Linked DNA regions of Mus musculus: region 1 is linked to region 2. The links are chromatin loops, found by intact Hi-C in ENCODE. Cell type or tissue: left cerebral cortex. All regions are shown on one strand.

Region 1 (8,000 bases), 60 kb before region 2:
GATTGCTGCTTCCCTGGGCTTCACACTGAAACCATACTGTCTGTCCACTCCAGTGTGAACCCTCGGGCAGGACTGTCCCTGTCCCTTGGCCTGTGTGTTGTGTGTTTGATCCCAACTGGTCATGTTTTTCCTGGTTTGGGGAGCTTTTGGAGGTGGGGTTGAGCTGGATGGAGTAGGTTACCAGAGGTGGGTCTTTGGAGTAGATTATTCCTGGCTGCTTCCTGTCTCACTCTCTGCTTCCGGTTGGCCAGGAAGTGAACAGTGGCACTCAGCAACACCTTCATACCATCATGATGCTGTGCCCCAGCACATAGGTCAATCAATTCTGGGCTACACAAGCCTGTGAGTCATGATCCAAAATAACCCTCCCCTGCTTTACATTCACAGCCACACTTGCAAAAGCAGCTAGCACACCACCTTCCCGGTCCACGACGAAGATCAGCACTCTGGAGCCTGAGGCAGGAGGATGATGAAATCAAGGCCAGCCTGAATTAACTAGCCAGATCCTGTCCAGTCTGGGCTGTCACCTCAAGGAAGACTGCAAGCTCATAGCTAAGTTCAACTAGGAGTTCAGGGTACATCCCAGGCATGAAGGGTCCAGCCCATCCCAGGCATGAAGGGTCCAGCCCCATCCCAGGCATGAAGGGTCCAGCCCCATCACAGGCATGAAGGGTCCAGCCCATCCCAGGCATAGAGGGTCCAGACCCATCACAGCCTTCAGCCAAGGTGCCTCTTGAAGAGTCAGCGTTCTGTTCATGAGGCAGAGAGAGAAAGTGAGGCCAAGAGATAAATACCCACAGCTGTCTTCCTCTGGGAGACAAACCCGGTGTTAGAATCCTGCCTGGTTACTACAGAGCCGGTGCTGTTAGCATTTGATTCCACACTGTGTGAGCAGTCTGACATCTTGTTGATTTAACAGGCCAGTGTGGGCAAACTCAGGGAGATTATCTTGGGGAGGTGTCCATGTCTGCAAACAGCATTACACACGCCCTGGGCTTTGTCTGCAGTGCCTCAGATATTGACGAGGCCCATTTTAAAGAATCCGGAGGAATTTGCTACCTTAAGTAGGGCAGATACTGAGGAGTTCAGAATGCCTTCCATGACTGCAGAGCGTGTAGGTCTCTAAGCTCTGTGCACCATCTGCGCATCTGTCCCCACACACCCCAGAGCCTCTGCAGACCTCTGCCCCACCCCATGCCCCATGCATTTCTACAAAATGGTATTTTATTAAATAAACAAACTGGAGCCGTGCTGCAGATTTATGCACAGCTCCTCTAGTCGCACTCATTCGACCCACTGCGGATTTACAACCCTGCATTAACCTCCTGAACGCTTGGACCATTTACTAAGACAACGCTGGTGGGAGGGAGAGAGGGTTTTACAGCCCAGTGGTAATTAGGAGGTGCCTGGAGGACTAGGGTGCACTGGTCATCGGGCATGCTGTACACAGGCCATGAAGGGATGGAGCCTTCCACACAGGGCAGGAGTCAACCTCTGGTTGACTGTCTGGCTTGTCAGGAGTCAGCTTCATCCTTTGGGAGACAGCTCTGGCAGCGTGACCAAGGAACAACAGGAAAGTCCAGGAGAGGCAGCCACCTGGGGACTCCCATTCTTCAGGGTCTCCCTCACCAGTGGTTTTGCACAAGTAAGGTAGAAAGGAGTGAGTAGATAAGAGGGGAGAGAGGAGATGAAGGGTGGAGAGAGGGTGGAGCAAGAGCCAGAAGCACAAAACTTGGGTGTGTACGGACCTTAAGGCGAGATGGTTAAAGGTAAGGGTGGAGGAGACCTGGGCTCAGCCAATGACTTCAGAGCTTCGGGTGGAGGAGACCTGGGCTTAACCAATGACTACAGGGCCTCGGGTGGAGACCAAAGTTCAGCCAATGACTGCAGAGTCTCAAGGTGGAAGAGATCTGGGCTCAGCCAATGACTGCAGGGCCTCAGGGATGGAACTAGCTGTGTTTCCATATCATTTCCTGAGGCTTCCATATGGACCCACCGTAGATCTGCCCCATGAAATGCCCTCTGACAACCATCCTGACTGTTCACAGGAAAGGGCTATTAGCCTCATCTGGAGTTCTGTGGAAAGTGGAGGTGTTCAGTCTTGCACCAAACCCACAGAACCAGACTCTAGTCACTACAGGGTCTCTAACCAGAAACACAGCATGATGTAGCCTTCCTTGATGGAGTGCTCCTGTCATCCAGCACTTGGGAGGCTGTGGTGGGAGGTTTTGCAAATGGAAAGCTAGCCTGGGCTACATGGTGAATTCATAGTCAGAAACATAGCAAGACTCTGGGCTCTGAAACAAAAGGAGGGGAAAGGAGGGATGGAAAGAAAAAGAGGCTAAAGAGAAGGGGGAGGGTCCTGGAGAGATGGTTCAGCGGTGAAGAGCACTGACTGCACTTCCAGAGGTCCTGAGTTCAATTCTCAGCAACCACAGGTTGGCTCACGACCATCTGGGATGGAATCCGATGCCCTCTTCTGGTGTGTCAGAAGACAGTTACAGTCTGCTCATAGAAATAAAATAAATAATAAATCAGAGGGGGCGGGAATCACCCACTGTCCCATTTTACAGGAAGAAGGACTGAGGCTCATATGGTTTCCCATACATACAGAGCAAGCTTCGAGTAGGGAGATCCACCCAAGGATAGTTTGGCCCCAGCCAATGTGGAGGGATGAGTTGGTAGTCACTGGTCTTACAGTCCTGAGCAGGGCCTCTGTGCTGCCACCCTGTCCCCTGCCCCTCCCGGATCCTCCTTGAGGTTTAAACTCAAACAGGAAAGCATGAATAATGTAGCCTCCTCGTGGGGTCCTCCGCGGTGATGGAAGCCCTCGCCTGCCCCATTAGCCCTCCTCTAACTATTTGATTTCAGTGGCTGAGTTCAATACTAGGCTTCCGTCGGAACCTTCATACCTATTTGCCACACCCGAGTCAACACTGAGTTTCCAGAAGCCACTTGAATTTTAACAGAGTCATCTGCACAGCCCCTTCCTCTGCAAACTCAGGGTGGGGGTGACTTTGGAAGGCCCCAGAAGCTGGCAAGATCCTTTCCACGAAACACTTAACACTTTCTTTGTAACATCAGGCTAGGGATGAGGAGACTCTGGAATCCTTAAGCCATAGTGTTCAAACCCTTCTTGGCCTCAACCTGGCTGTGTGACTTTGCCATTCTGGGCCTCGGTTTTCTCATCTTTAAAATGGGGGAGGGGTGCACAGAAGAGTCACGGAAGGGAGTGAGATGAGGTGATCCTCCTTGTTTGTAGGTAATTCTTGGAAATACTTTAGGGTCCTCACACCAAAGGTCTTGCCATCCCATTATACTTAGATCAATCCCATATCTTGTTTGTGTGTGTGTGTGTGTGTGTGTGTGTGTGTGTGTGTGTGTGTGTGTGTGTGACTATTAGATTACAGAGAGGACAGTTGGTCTTTGTGTCACCTCCAGCGACATGGGTCTTCAGTGACAACAGAGAAGCATTGTGAGATGCCCAGCAGGTCAGGCAGGTGTGAGGCAGAAGGATTCACCAGAGAGACAGCTGCAGTACTCTTTGGGGAAGTAAGGAGGTTGAGTAGAAAGGACAGGCACTTAAGCCTGTTACAGAGAAGTTGGTACTCAGAGCCATGCAGTCACAAACACCCTGGACTGCAGTCCTCTGCCTCTGCCAGTCAGCGCGTGGTGTGCCAGGGAAATACTGAAAATCTTTGAGTAGTGGAACCATGAGGGTCAGACAGAGGGGCCTGGAGACCAAAGTCCGTTAGAATTCCCATGCATGTCTCCCTTCATCCATCTTTCCCTCAAGGAGGACCTACTGTGAGCACAGCCCCACACTAGGTGCCCAGGCTAGATGGCCCCTCCCCAGGACAGGGCTGGTGAGCCACAGCAGTTGGGCCTGGCCTGCAGCTGCTGTGTCCCAGGGCTCTTCACAGGGTGCCAAAACGGCACCTGCCAGCTCACAGGCTGACAGAAAAATCTCTGGAGGGAGAAAAAAAAAAAAAGGATTACATTCACTCTCTTAACCTCCCCCACCCAGGACATAAATTGTCTCTGTTTATAACGCTTCTGGCATTTCGTACATTTTGCCAAGTGACATAAAATGACAATAGATTTAGGACCCACCAGCAGAAAAGTACCTAAAACGCCACATGTCACTGATCCTGACAGTTCTAAAAGTAAAAGTTGGAAATGGTTCAGGGGACATAAATTAAAATAAAAATATAGACTTTGTCCTTGAGAGAGAATCAGCTAAAATTAAACCTGAGCGTGGGTGGTATGTCCAGGAATAGGTGGAAGAGAAACGTCGGGGATGTCTCATTCAGAAAGACTCACAGACAGGGGACAGAAGGAGTAGAAGATGGAAGGAGCTCTGGCCAGTCCCTCCACATAGAAACAGCACCCCATTCAGTATGGCTATGTTACCACTGGCCTGTGATCGTTCAGAGTAGATCGTGGGGCATCTAAGATGCAGATGTTCTGATCTATCCAGGCTCCCTGAGGCTAGAGACGACTTTTGTGTTGGACAAAAGATAAAGAGCCAATCTAGAAAGCTCTATCTGGATGGGTTTTAGACCAGGGAGCATTCCTGCTCACTGTGGGTCCATTAGGGTAAGTGCAAGTGCTTAGTAGGTGGTCAGTAGCTGTAAATCTCCTTTCCCCTTTGCTCACAAACTCCTGAGGCTTCCAGCACCTGCCAGGTCTGTTTTCATGAAAGACCTGAGGCCATTGTTCAGTGCATCTTCCATGTCTGGCTTAGCCTTGTCTGCCTCCCCAGAGCATGCAGTGGGCCACTTGAGATCCCACTCCCTGGGGGGAACCCATGCCAGTATTTCCTTCCCCTATGGCTTCTAGCACAGGGTAAGAGCTCTAGAACTAAAGCTAGGATGGAAACTGCTCTCAAGCTGCTGTCATGTTTCCTTCACCAGATCCACAGACAGCTATTGGGTGCCTGCTGTTTTCAAGCAGGCTCCTACCCAGCTGGGCACAGGCTTGTGAGTGTCACACCCTCCCTTATAAGACTCACTGTCTGAAAGGCAGAGATGCCCATTCCCTGGACCCTCCTGCATCCCATCAAGAGCTTCAACATGGCTGGGCAAAGGATCCTTGGCCACGTGGGGGACATAGGGACACCTGGACATGTCCCAAGATGGGGAGTCAGGGGCTTGTCTCAGAGGCAGCTGGCAGCAGATGCTCAGTAAAGCCAGCACCCAAGTCTTTAAGATGAGATAAAACTTGGGAAAGATAAAGGGACTTGAAGGAAGATAAGGTCCAGAAGCTGGAAGGTGACTGTCCTCCAGGAATGACCAAGCTGGTTAGCTAAGGTGGTGGGGGCTGATACTCAGGCAACAGAGAACCCCCAAGTTTTCATCCAGGGAGAACCTGTCTCCAGAAGTCGTTTGAGATTCTGTGGGCTCTGAAACTCAGAGCTGATAGTCACAGTGTGGGCTGCTGAAGGCCTGTGCCACTGGAGAGACAGCTCTAGCCATTGGCCCAGAGGGTAGGGGAGGGGCCTCACCCTGCCCCCTCTGGCTGGGCCACCTAGGCATCTTCCTGCCAGCCTCCCCTCCCCCTCCTGCCAGCCAGCAGCCTTCTGGCTTGTGTAATTTGTGAAGAGCATTATGTAAATGGGCTTTATGCAAATCCGTCCTCTCTCCCAGCTCACAGGCTCCACTCGTGAACCCTAATTAACTTGCCAAAGCCTAATGCTGCCCGCTCTCCCACCAGCCCAGCCCCCAGTTGCACCCCAACCCAGAAGCATCCTGGTGGCCCAACCACACAGGTCTAACCTGCTTGCATTTCTGTGCTCTGGTGTCACCTGCCCTCAGCACACTGTGAGCCATAGGAGAAGGCATAGTTCATCTTGCTGATGAGGGATCCTCACAAACAGATAATAGAAATGCCTCTTGGGTTTTTTTCCCCCTTACCACTTTCTGCTTTGCTAGAAGCAAAGCCATCCTGGAGGTTGGCAGGATGTCTCTCTCTTGTCTTCCAGTCTTCCTTCTTGGACTATTTGGGAGACCAGCCTTCCACTTCCAGATTCTAAAGTCACTTTCAGTCTCAATAACCTTTATTCTTCATTCTCCAAACAGGCAGACAGCAAAGCTAGTGGGTGTGGCTTTGTCCAAACTCAGTCAAGCTGCGTTCAGTTCTTACTCTCTATTTGCAAACTCTAACTTGTTCCTTACCTGAACAGCCTGCCATCAGCTTCCTTGATTTCAGTGATGACCAAGCTGATATCCAGCCCCACCAGTAACAAGGTAGGGGTCATGGTGCAATGTGCACACAAGTGGCTTCTTTATGTGCCCCACACAACCCTGGTCTCTGCTCGGTACCCACCAGAGAGCCGCGAGTCTCAACAATGTTGTGCTTGCTCACATTCAAGTTCAGGACACAGTAAAATAAAGGCTTTTCTGGGAAACAGGGAGATGTCTCTGGAGCGACATAGGAACCCTCGGCTGTCTCCCCAAAGTGAAAGCAGTGGGAGAACTGTGAAGCTCAGGGATGATGCTGGCTCTGTGTTTGGAGCTTGATGCTGTGAACAGGCTCTTGAAAGATGCAGCCCATCGGGTGTCTGCGAGGATGTGCTCTGACTGTGGAGTCAGTACGCATCAATGTGCTCTGACAGTGGAGCCCGAGCCCATGGGGTGTCTGTGAGGATGTGTTCTGACTGTGGAGCTGGAACCCATCGGGTGTCAGCGAGGGTGTGCTCTGACTGTGGAGCCAGAACCCATCGATGCTCTCTGACTGTGGAGCTAGAGCCCACCAGGGTCTGTGAGGATGCGCTCAGACTGTAGAGCCAGGACACACAGAATCATCCATTCGTTCGTTCATTCAACCACCATTCATGCGGGAAGTGTTTATTATTGATAGTTTCTGATCCCACGGAGTCCCTGAAGACTTCTCTGCTGGCACAGGCAGGTAATGAACTTGTCACTGACTTTGAAAGACCAATCCCCAGATGTAAACATCCCTCTGAGGCCATGTTTGTCTTCTTACACCCAGAAAGGACCATGCATCTGAATGGGGGGGGGACTACAACGGAACCCCCCCCCCCCAGCTCAGCTTGTCCCTTAGTCTTTATGTATGAGAAACACACTGGTTGGTACTTACAGAGAAAGGCTCCCCATCCTGAAGGGCTTCCCAGGGACAGGTTTTGCAACATACATCAACACCAGACAGAGCCCACGGAAGTTACTAGGCTGGTGGCTCAGCTTGCAATTCGAGCACTGAGGAGGTCTAGGCAGCCTAGCATGCTCCAGGACCCTGAGGGGGGGGAGGGAGGGAGGGAGGGGAGGGGAGGGGAGAGGGGAGGGGAGGGGAGGGGAGGGGGGAGGGGAGGCGAGGGGAGGGGAGGGGAGGGGAGAGGGGAGGGGAGAGGGAGGGGGGAGGGGAGGGGAGGGGAGGCGAGGGGAGGGGGGAGGGGAGAGGGGAGGGGAGAGGGAGGGGGGAGGGGAGAGGGAAGGGGAGGGGGGAGGGGAGGGGGAGGGGAGAGGAGAGGGAGGGGAGAGGAGAGGAGAGGAGAGGAGAGGAAAAATAAACGAACAACCAAAGCAGATGTCACCTGAAGATACACATACAAGGTTGACATCTGGCCTTCATATACATGTACATATGTGCACACTCATCCCCCCCCCCACACACACACACATACACACATGAACATACATACCCATGGGGTTGGGAGGAGAGACAAAAGACCTTAGCAACTTTTAAGTCACATGGGTTGAGAATTAAATCCCGAAGATACACCACAGCAGCCACACTTGGTGACAGCGGACTCTTCTTAATCAGCTAATTAAGAGTTACCTTTTCAGTCTCTCTATTTAATGTCCACTCCACTTGAGAAAATGCCACCACCAGACTGGCCTATAGGCAACTCTGCGGGGCATTTTCTCGATTAGTGATTGATGGAGGGAGGCCCTGCCCATTGTGGATGGAGTCAGACCACTGTGGGTGGAGCCATCCCTGGACTGGTGGTCCTGGGTTCTATAAGAAACCAGGCTGAGCAA
Region 2 (8,000 bases):
TGTGGCCACATACCAGTTGCCTTCTGATAACCATGTGTACTATCCTCAAAAGGAATGCCTGGCTGTGACCAGAGCCTCTTGGGGCATATGGGACATCCCCAGCCATGACCCAAGCTTCCTAGCTGTAGACAGCAAGAAAAATGAAGTCTACAATGTAGCATGCTGCTCTCCCAGGGTGCCCTGTAACAAAACTGTTCTTGGAGAGAAACAGCATACACATCTACTCACCCCAGATAGGGATCCTATGACAGACCAAAATCCAACTTGGTGAACCAAAGAGTTTTACTTATACCTTGTATATGTATATAAATGTATATGTAAATATATATATATATGTGTTTTATCGTTAGCATCATCACCACCACCATCATCACGTGTGTTTACATAGCTGCACATGTGACAGAGGACAGCTCTGCGGAGTGAGTTCTCATCTCCACGGAGGCTCTGAGACTCAAGCTTGTGTGTGTGTGTGTGTGTGTGTGTGTGTGTGTGTGTGTGTGTGTGATAAAGCAGGGAGGCTTACAACTTTGCATCTCTGACTGCTGCCCAGGATGATGTAACAGCTAAAATGTTCCTTAAGCAAGAATGTAACAAACCAAAATAGTTTCAGGAAGTCCCTGAAACCGACCAGATTCACTAACCCCACCTCCCTCCACTAGTGTTAACAATAAAATCCAGGAGTTCCCCTCAAAAGAGCAGAGCCAAGCTGTGAAGAAGACCCTAGGACCAGATGAGAGAGAGAGAGAGAGAGAGAGAGAGAGAGAGAGAGAGAGAGAGAGAGAGAGAGAATGTACTTCTATTTACCAATGGGGGTTACTTACAAGAGCAGAAATGACTCAAAGGCAGCTGCATGATCAAAGCCCACCCCAGCATGGATGATAGCTCACCAAACTGGGGACCAGTTGGAGTGTTCTTTCCAGGTGCCTCAGTCACTCTAAACCTCTCTAGGCATCTTAGCTGGTCTCTGCTTCTTCTAGGGAGCTGGTCTGGTCCTAGGGTCTTCTTCACAGCTTGGCTCTGCTCTTCTGAGGGGAACACTCAGCTTTTATTGTTTACACTGGTGGAGGGTTTTAGTGAATCTGGTCGGTTTCAGGGACTTCCTGGAGGTATTTTGGTTTGTTACATTCTTGCTTAAGGAACATTTTAGCTATTAAGCCACCCTGGGCAGCAGTCAGAGATGCAAAAATGTAAGCCTCCAGCTTTACCATGTTACTCCCCTCTCTGGGGCTGCTGTAGCCTTGAGTTGGGGTGGAGCCCACGCCCTGGTCAAGAACACTCAGGCTTTGATTTGCTTTTGCTTTCCTTTCTCATGTTGGAGAGTCCTCTCTTGAGTGGTCTTTATTATATACATAATTTGCATATGTGCAGTCAGATAATTAGAACCCAATTGCACTTATATAAGCCCAAATTTCCTGGACGAAACAAATCAGGTCCCCAGAGCCTATGACACTGTCTGCTTCAGTAACCAAGGGTCTGTGATCATGGGGCTGAGTGTGTCAAGGTGACTCAGTTTACCTGGTAGAGCCAGAGAACAGTGAAGGTCCTTATCAGGACCTGGCAGGGTCAAGTATGTGAGGAGATGGTAGAGAGGGAAGGAAGGGATGAGAAGAGGTCCCATTCCAGCATGGAAGGCTCAGTGGGGAAACTGAGGTACCACTCAGCTAGAAACACTAGCCTGGCATTGGGAGGCCCTGATTTCAACTCACATGCAGTAAGCCATTAATCAATAAAGGGTTACAAGCCAAGGAATGTAAAGAGCTTCTAGAAGCTTCAAGAAACCAAGAAACAGACTCTGACTGCACCCCACCCCAAGCATCCAAAAGCAGCACTGATCTGAGGACACCTAGATTTGGGGGTCTCTGACCTGAGAAATGTGGCCCCAAAGATAGTATCGTTGGTGATGCATGTTGAGAGATTCGATGAGGACTCAGGAGGAGGATGTGGAGGAGGGAGAAGAAGAGGAGGGGAAGGAAGAGGAGAAAGAAGAGAAAGAAGAGGGGGAGGAGGAGGAGGAGGAGAAGAGGAAGGAGAGAGAGGAGGGTCAGGAGGAGCAGGAAGAGAAGGAAGGTGGGGAGGAGGGATAAGAAGAGGAGGGGAAGAGGAGAAGGAAGAGGAGGAAGAGGAAGGGGAGGAGGAGGAGCCAGAGCCCAGCAGCCTTCCAAGCCTGCTCAGACGCCTCCATCCACACTGTGGGATGAGGTAAAAGGTCACAGCGACCTGGTGGGACACCATGGGGTTGGAACAGTCCACCTTGATGACCTTCTATCCCACGCTTTCCCTTTCCTGTGGTCTCCCTTATTGGCTGAACTCAACTCCAGTCAACAGTCATGAGACTGGTGCTGTGGTCCTGGCAGGGCTGCCTCAGGGTTGTGAAGGATGAGATGGTCTGGAGGGCTCATGGGATATGTCTCTTATAGATCCACATTCCTGCCTGAAGCCAGCAGGAATCACCCAGCCTACAAGCTACATCATTTTCCAGGGCTGTCTCTCAGTACCCCTTCCCTACCCAACCCCGCTCTGAGCCATTCCTGCCTCTGAGAGAAGCATCTCTTGGGTCAGCATGAGGCCATTTTACAGCCCTGTGCCTTCCACTCTTCTGCACCCCAGCTTTACAGCCCTGTGCCTTCCACTCTTCTGCACCCCAGCTTGAGTGGACATCCAGCAGGAGTGTGAGGCAGGCACACCTATGATCCCAGGTGCGGTAGAGTCTCTCCGTTCACACAACAAATCACCAGCTACTCACCTATGGACCCCAAAGGATGAAAGCCCCTAATGGAGTCGGTTGTGAGGTCCACATGAGAGGTACTCAGAAGGGCTAATCCTGAACTGTCCCACTTGGGAAAGAATGCATCCTGTGTGTGCCCTCAGCTTCCAGTGCCTGGTGAACCGTCAAATAGTGAACAAGTGAATGAAGGAATTAATGAATGAGTGCATGGGTGACTGTGAATGATAAGTGAATGAATGAATGACATCAAATAGGTGGTAGGTGAATGAATGAATGATTGAGTGGATGAACGTTGAAATGGAGCAGGTGTGTGGCCTGCTGAGCCCCTCCAGGACATGCTCCAGGAAACAGGATTGGGGTGACCTCCAAGGAAGCCCAGGCCAAGGTCACAGCAGGCAGGGGCTGACAATGAGCTCTGTGGCCTGAGATGGCAGCAGTGGGTGGGGGCTGCAGCCCAGCTCATTGGAAATGCAGAGAGAATCCGCTGCCTGCGCTGGCAGCGAGCGCACCCGGGAAAAGACAAGAAAAATGAAGCCGCCGCAATCTCATTTTCTGAGGCCTGCGAGTCAGCCAGGAAATGGCTATTATTCCATCGCACTGTCGGTATTAAGTTATTTCCCGCACTAAATACGGGAACGTTCATGAATATCTATTGAGTCCCAGGTACAGACCCCTCCCGGCTCAGAGGCTGCCGCTCCGCCTTGACTCCTGCAACAACACCCCTCAATCTCACCCTGAAGTGAGAGACAATACTATTTTAAATTGCTTAATAAATCTCTGGATTGATGCCCCCGAAAGACCCGGGAACTTCGTCTCCATTACGCGCATAAAAGGGATCACATTTTAACCAGTGCTGGGCTAGGAGTTCGGGGAGTGGCTTGCAGCAACCCTTCTGCCTGGGGGAGAGCAGGGTGAGGTTGCCTGCACCCCGGACCCCATCTAGACATCTTGGCCACTTTAGTCCCAAAGAATCTGTGTACAGGCGTTTCCCTCGGAGCGGCTTAGAAAGCCTAGCAAGGGCGATTGTGCATGGGCTGGGCGACTTAGAAAGTCTAGCTGGTGCGAATGCGCGTGGGCTGGGCGGTACCCGCTACACGGCAGCCAGAACCCAGGTGGAAGGCCTTGACACCATCCACAGGTGTCACTATTTGGTCCCTCCTGCCACCAGCACCCACCTACGGTCACTCCGAAGGCCCAAAGCAGGGGTTCAGGAATAAGGTTAAGAACTGACTGTGCTATAACACCCTAATATGCCGGGGCTTGCTCAGTGTTCCCAGAGAGCTCTATCCAGGAAGAGACTGAGAAAACGCAGGGGTGGTCCTGAGGGGACTTGCCATCACAGGGGTGTCTGAGATTCAGGAGTGGGAGGACAGAGACCATGAAGTGACCTAAGGTGGCCATAACAGTTTCATAGATGACAAGTTGAAGGGGTCACAGCATTCTACCACCTGCCCCCAAAGCCAGGTCCTACCTTTGGGTCACTTGGCATCTGCCTCGGTGATGTCGCCAGTGACGCTGCTGCCACCACCATCTCTCACATCCCGAGATCCTACTATGTTCTTCTCTGCACCCCCTGCTGGTTCAACACTCTTTCATCATGCACAGCCAACTCGCACATCAAAGTGATGATCAGAAGTGGGCTAAAGAAAGCCTACCGTACCCATGTAACAGTAGTTAGTAAAACCGCTGTGTTTCCAACGGGTCACACACATACACCTCCCCAAGAGCTATGTGGATTCGATAATAAAAGACACACACACACATGGGGGGCTGGAGGGACACCGGTTAATTTTAATATGCCTTGACTAGCTTAATGGCTGGATATTTCTAATTCTTTCTGCTGCTAGCAAACACTCCCCTATGGTACTTCTGAGTTAACATCTTTTAAAATCTACACTTCATCTCTGCTACCCCAAACATAATTGGGGAAGTGGCTCATGTCCACTTATCCTGATTCTCACTTGTCAGCGGGCCTTTAGATCTTTTCTCTCTTCTTCCCTGTCCTGGCGATCTCTGCCTTCCTCTCTGCCAGTCTCTAGCCTGCGCAAATCTAAAGGTCCCGCCTCAGTCTACCTGCCCAGCCATTGGCCATTGGCTCTTTATTGATCAATCAAAAACCAATTGGGGACAAGGACCTTCTATGTTTGGATATATAGATTCCCAATTTGGGGGGCTGAATTAATTCAAAGCATTAGAACCAATACCCAAGATCTCACCCTTTCTGTCCAATTTTTTTTAAAAAAGGCTCTTCTCTGAGACATAAACTGAGCATAACCATAACAATTATGTAAATGACAAAGTATGATATACAATTAACAACCAGTCTATGATATTTGTTAATTAAAGTATTCTAGCACCTATCCTAACTTAAAGAGTTACAATTCTACCCCAGAATTATGTTCTGATTTCCCTACCCACCCTGCCCATAAACTATGGGTGCCTGTGCACCCCAAGACTGCTGTTTATTGGGTTGTGTTTTGGATGCTATGAATGGCTCCAGGGCCCTGCACATGCTAAGCACATGCTCTATCTCTGAGCCACACCCTCAGCCCCCAGGAATCATCCATTTCCAATCCTCAGGACAGGAATTCTTCAGTCCCTTCTGCTTCAGGCCCCCAGGGTAGGAACAAGTTACTTGCAGTTGTCTGTTTGATAGACACATTGCAAACTCACCTTGTACCTGCATGAACCTCGTCTTAGTCAGGGTTTCTATTCCTGCACAAAAGATCATGACCAAGAAGCAAGTCTGGGAGGAAAGGGTTTATGCAGCTTACACTTCCACATTGCTGTTCATCACCAAAGGAAGTCAGGAAGTCAGGACAGGAACTCACACAGGGCAGGAACCTGGAGGCAGGATCTGATGCAGAGGCCATGGAGGGGTGCTGCTTACTGCCTTGCTTCCCCTGCCTTGCTCAGCCTGCTTTCTTATAGAACCCAGGAGCACTAGCCCAGGGATGACTCCACCCATAATGGACTGGGCTCTCCACCCTCCTCCTTGATCACTAATTGAGAAACTGGGGGTATTTCCTCAATGGAGGCTCCTTTCTCTGTGAAAATTCCAGCTTAAGTCAAGTTGACACAAAACCAGCCAGTACAGACTACCTCCACCTCAAACACTGTAGGAACTCTCTACCACCCAACCAGTTTGGACTGCCTAACCAAGAAGAGAACAAGGAGTCATGAGCCTGCACTTTAAGGAACTGTTTTTTTTTTTTTTTCAAGAATCTCACCAATCCTCAGTCAAGAAAGCCCAGGCTAGCCCACCAGAAGGCACCAGGTCTTGAACCTAGTGACTTCTTTTACTTCTCTGTCAGTAGATAACAACCACAGAGTCTAAGGCTGAAAAGATGATGGAGTGGCCCGGCGGTTGGGGATGCCATCAAGGGTGATCCTGAAGTGAGTGAGGCCATCCTGAAGCAGCCAGGACTAACCAACACATCAGATTTCCTGAGTTAAAACAGACACAACCAGTCAAACCCAGTTCGGAACCATCAGCAGAGTCAGGTTTAAACCTCCCATGATATGGCTGCCTGTTAGCCTGCCTCACAGCATCAGGCAGTGACTGCTACGTTCACTCTGCAGAGATCTCTCCCACGTACAGTACAGGCAATAACCTGGATCCTGGAACAACACAGCACATATCCAAAGGCCGCCTCTGCCTAAGCAAGAGGAAGGTCACCCCCAGCCCAAGTAGCATATGAGATGGAAGAGGCCATATGCCCCTGGGTGCTTCTAGAAAAATCTCAGTCTGGGAAGGCCTGGGCCAGAATGCTGAACTCCATCTGGGGAAGAAAGCCAGACACATCACTCTTTTGGACAAGCTTTTTTTTTTTTTTTTTTTTGCATAATTGACGATTCTTGGCGAATCCCTCCTGCTTCTGTCACTCATGTTCCTTCAAGACAGCTCGAGGTGACGTCCCCGAAAAGAGAACGCCAAAAGGACCTCTGCTCCTTACCCTTAAATATTCCACTTGATATAAATCCCCCAAGGACGCCTCTCGGCTCCAGGCATCAGGGGAATAGGAGGGGCGCTCTCTCTGAGCTGCTTCGAGCTCACGCTTCCCAGTTTTGTATTAAAATGTCCCCGGTTCCCCATAATTTATAAACAACCCTGCAACTAACAGGGCTGGCTTTGTCCCTGATGTTCTCAAAGATAGAAATAAAACCACAGCAGTCAGAACGGAAGTGGCTGGGCATGGGAGGAAACTTCCTGATTTGGGGGAGTCTAAAAAGATGAGGCAGACACACTTCTGGTGTGGGTAGCCTGTGTTGGGTTACTCCCACCTACAGATTGCAAATCCCCGCAGACTCCACCCCTTGTCCACTGGGAGAAAATCACATGTGAGAGGTCAAGAGTGCAGAACAGGTAAAATATGGGTCTAGAATTTAAATTCAGCATGATAGAATCCAGCATTCTTATCACCTATACTCACCACGCAGAGGGGGAATGACCTGGGAAGGCTGCCTGGAAGAGGTGGGCTTCACCTGAACTTCAGCCGTCCTTTCTTGGACTCCTCCTCTTCCTCCTCTTCCTCCTTCTCTCTGGAATACTTGGCAAGGGCCTTTGCATACTTTCATATGCATTCATGCAACTCTAACAATAACTAAACAAATAACCCAACTGCAGATAGGAAAGGGCCATAGCAGATGCCTTGTAAATGTGTGTACATGTGTGTTCTCTGCTGCTAGGAATGGGGTGGAAGGAAGGGTGGAGGGCAGGTAGGATGGAAGGTGAAGGTGAACAGGCTGGAAACAACAGAAGAGCTAGGTTCACCTCCAGTACTGTGATACTCTGTATATTGTAGGGTAGTACCTCCCATCCTTGTCCTGTTTTCCTAGTTCCAGAACAGAGATAGCCATGGCTCCCTCCAAGGTTGGAGCAACACAGCTCACAGCCCCAGAGCTCATCAACAGGAGGAGTAAATGTCATTCCATCCTCACAGCGTGGACCATGGCGCAGAGTCACATAGAAGAGGCAAGAAAGATACTCAGGTGAGGGGGGAGAAGGAGGCAGTTACCCCACATTCCACCTCCAGGTGTGTGTTCTCTTTGTAGCTGTGCAGCCAGATGTGGCAGCCAGGGGGCTCAGAGCCCTTGTCCATGGGAAGGGCGTGCACTTGGCTTAAGTGTGTGAAATCAACTCGGAATGGGAACAAAGTTCAAAGGCCAAGCTGTGACATGGCTCAGCAGTAAAGGCAGCAGAGCCTGAGTGGTGGGAGTTCAATGCTTAGGGACCATGTGGAGCAAGAAGAGAACAGGGTTAGGGACCTTGTGA

Evidence for each region. Peaks named below come from ENCODE experiments on the same cell type or tissue, not always from the same donor. Only the 100,000 strongest peaks of a DNase experiment are listed, where the experiment ranks them.
Region 1: it touches region 2 in a loop (2.7-fold over the local background); 2 of 42 quality-filtered maps call a loop at or near these places.

Annotation. Positions count from the first base shown.
Region 1 is chr5:112,035,922-112,043,921 of GRCm38, forward strand. No RefSeq gene overlaps it. Among named protein-coding and RNA genes, the nearest start is that of Gm30032, 81 kb to the right of the region's middle. In left cerebral cortex, no CTCF peak of the experiment used is centred here; DNase peaks (open chromatin) are centred at 4,011, 4,251, 4,974, 5,538 and 1 more place; H3K27ac peaks cover 1,159 bases.
Region 2 is chr5:112,095,493-112,103,492 of GRCm38, forward strand. No RefSeq gene overlaps it. Among named protein-coding and RNA genes, the nearest start is that of Gm30032, 21 kb to the right of the region's middle. In left cerebral cortex, a CTCF peak has its summit at 4,328 (motif pointing left); DNase peaks (open chromatin) are centred at 3,234 and 4,284.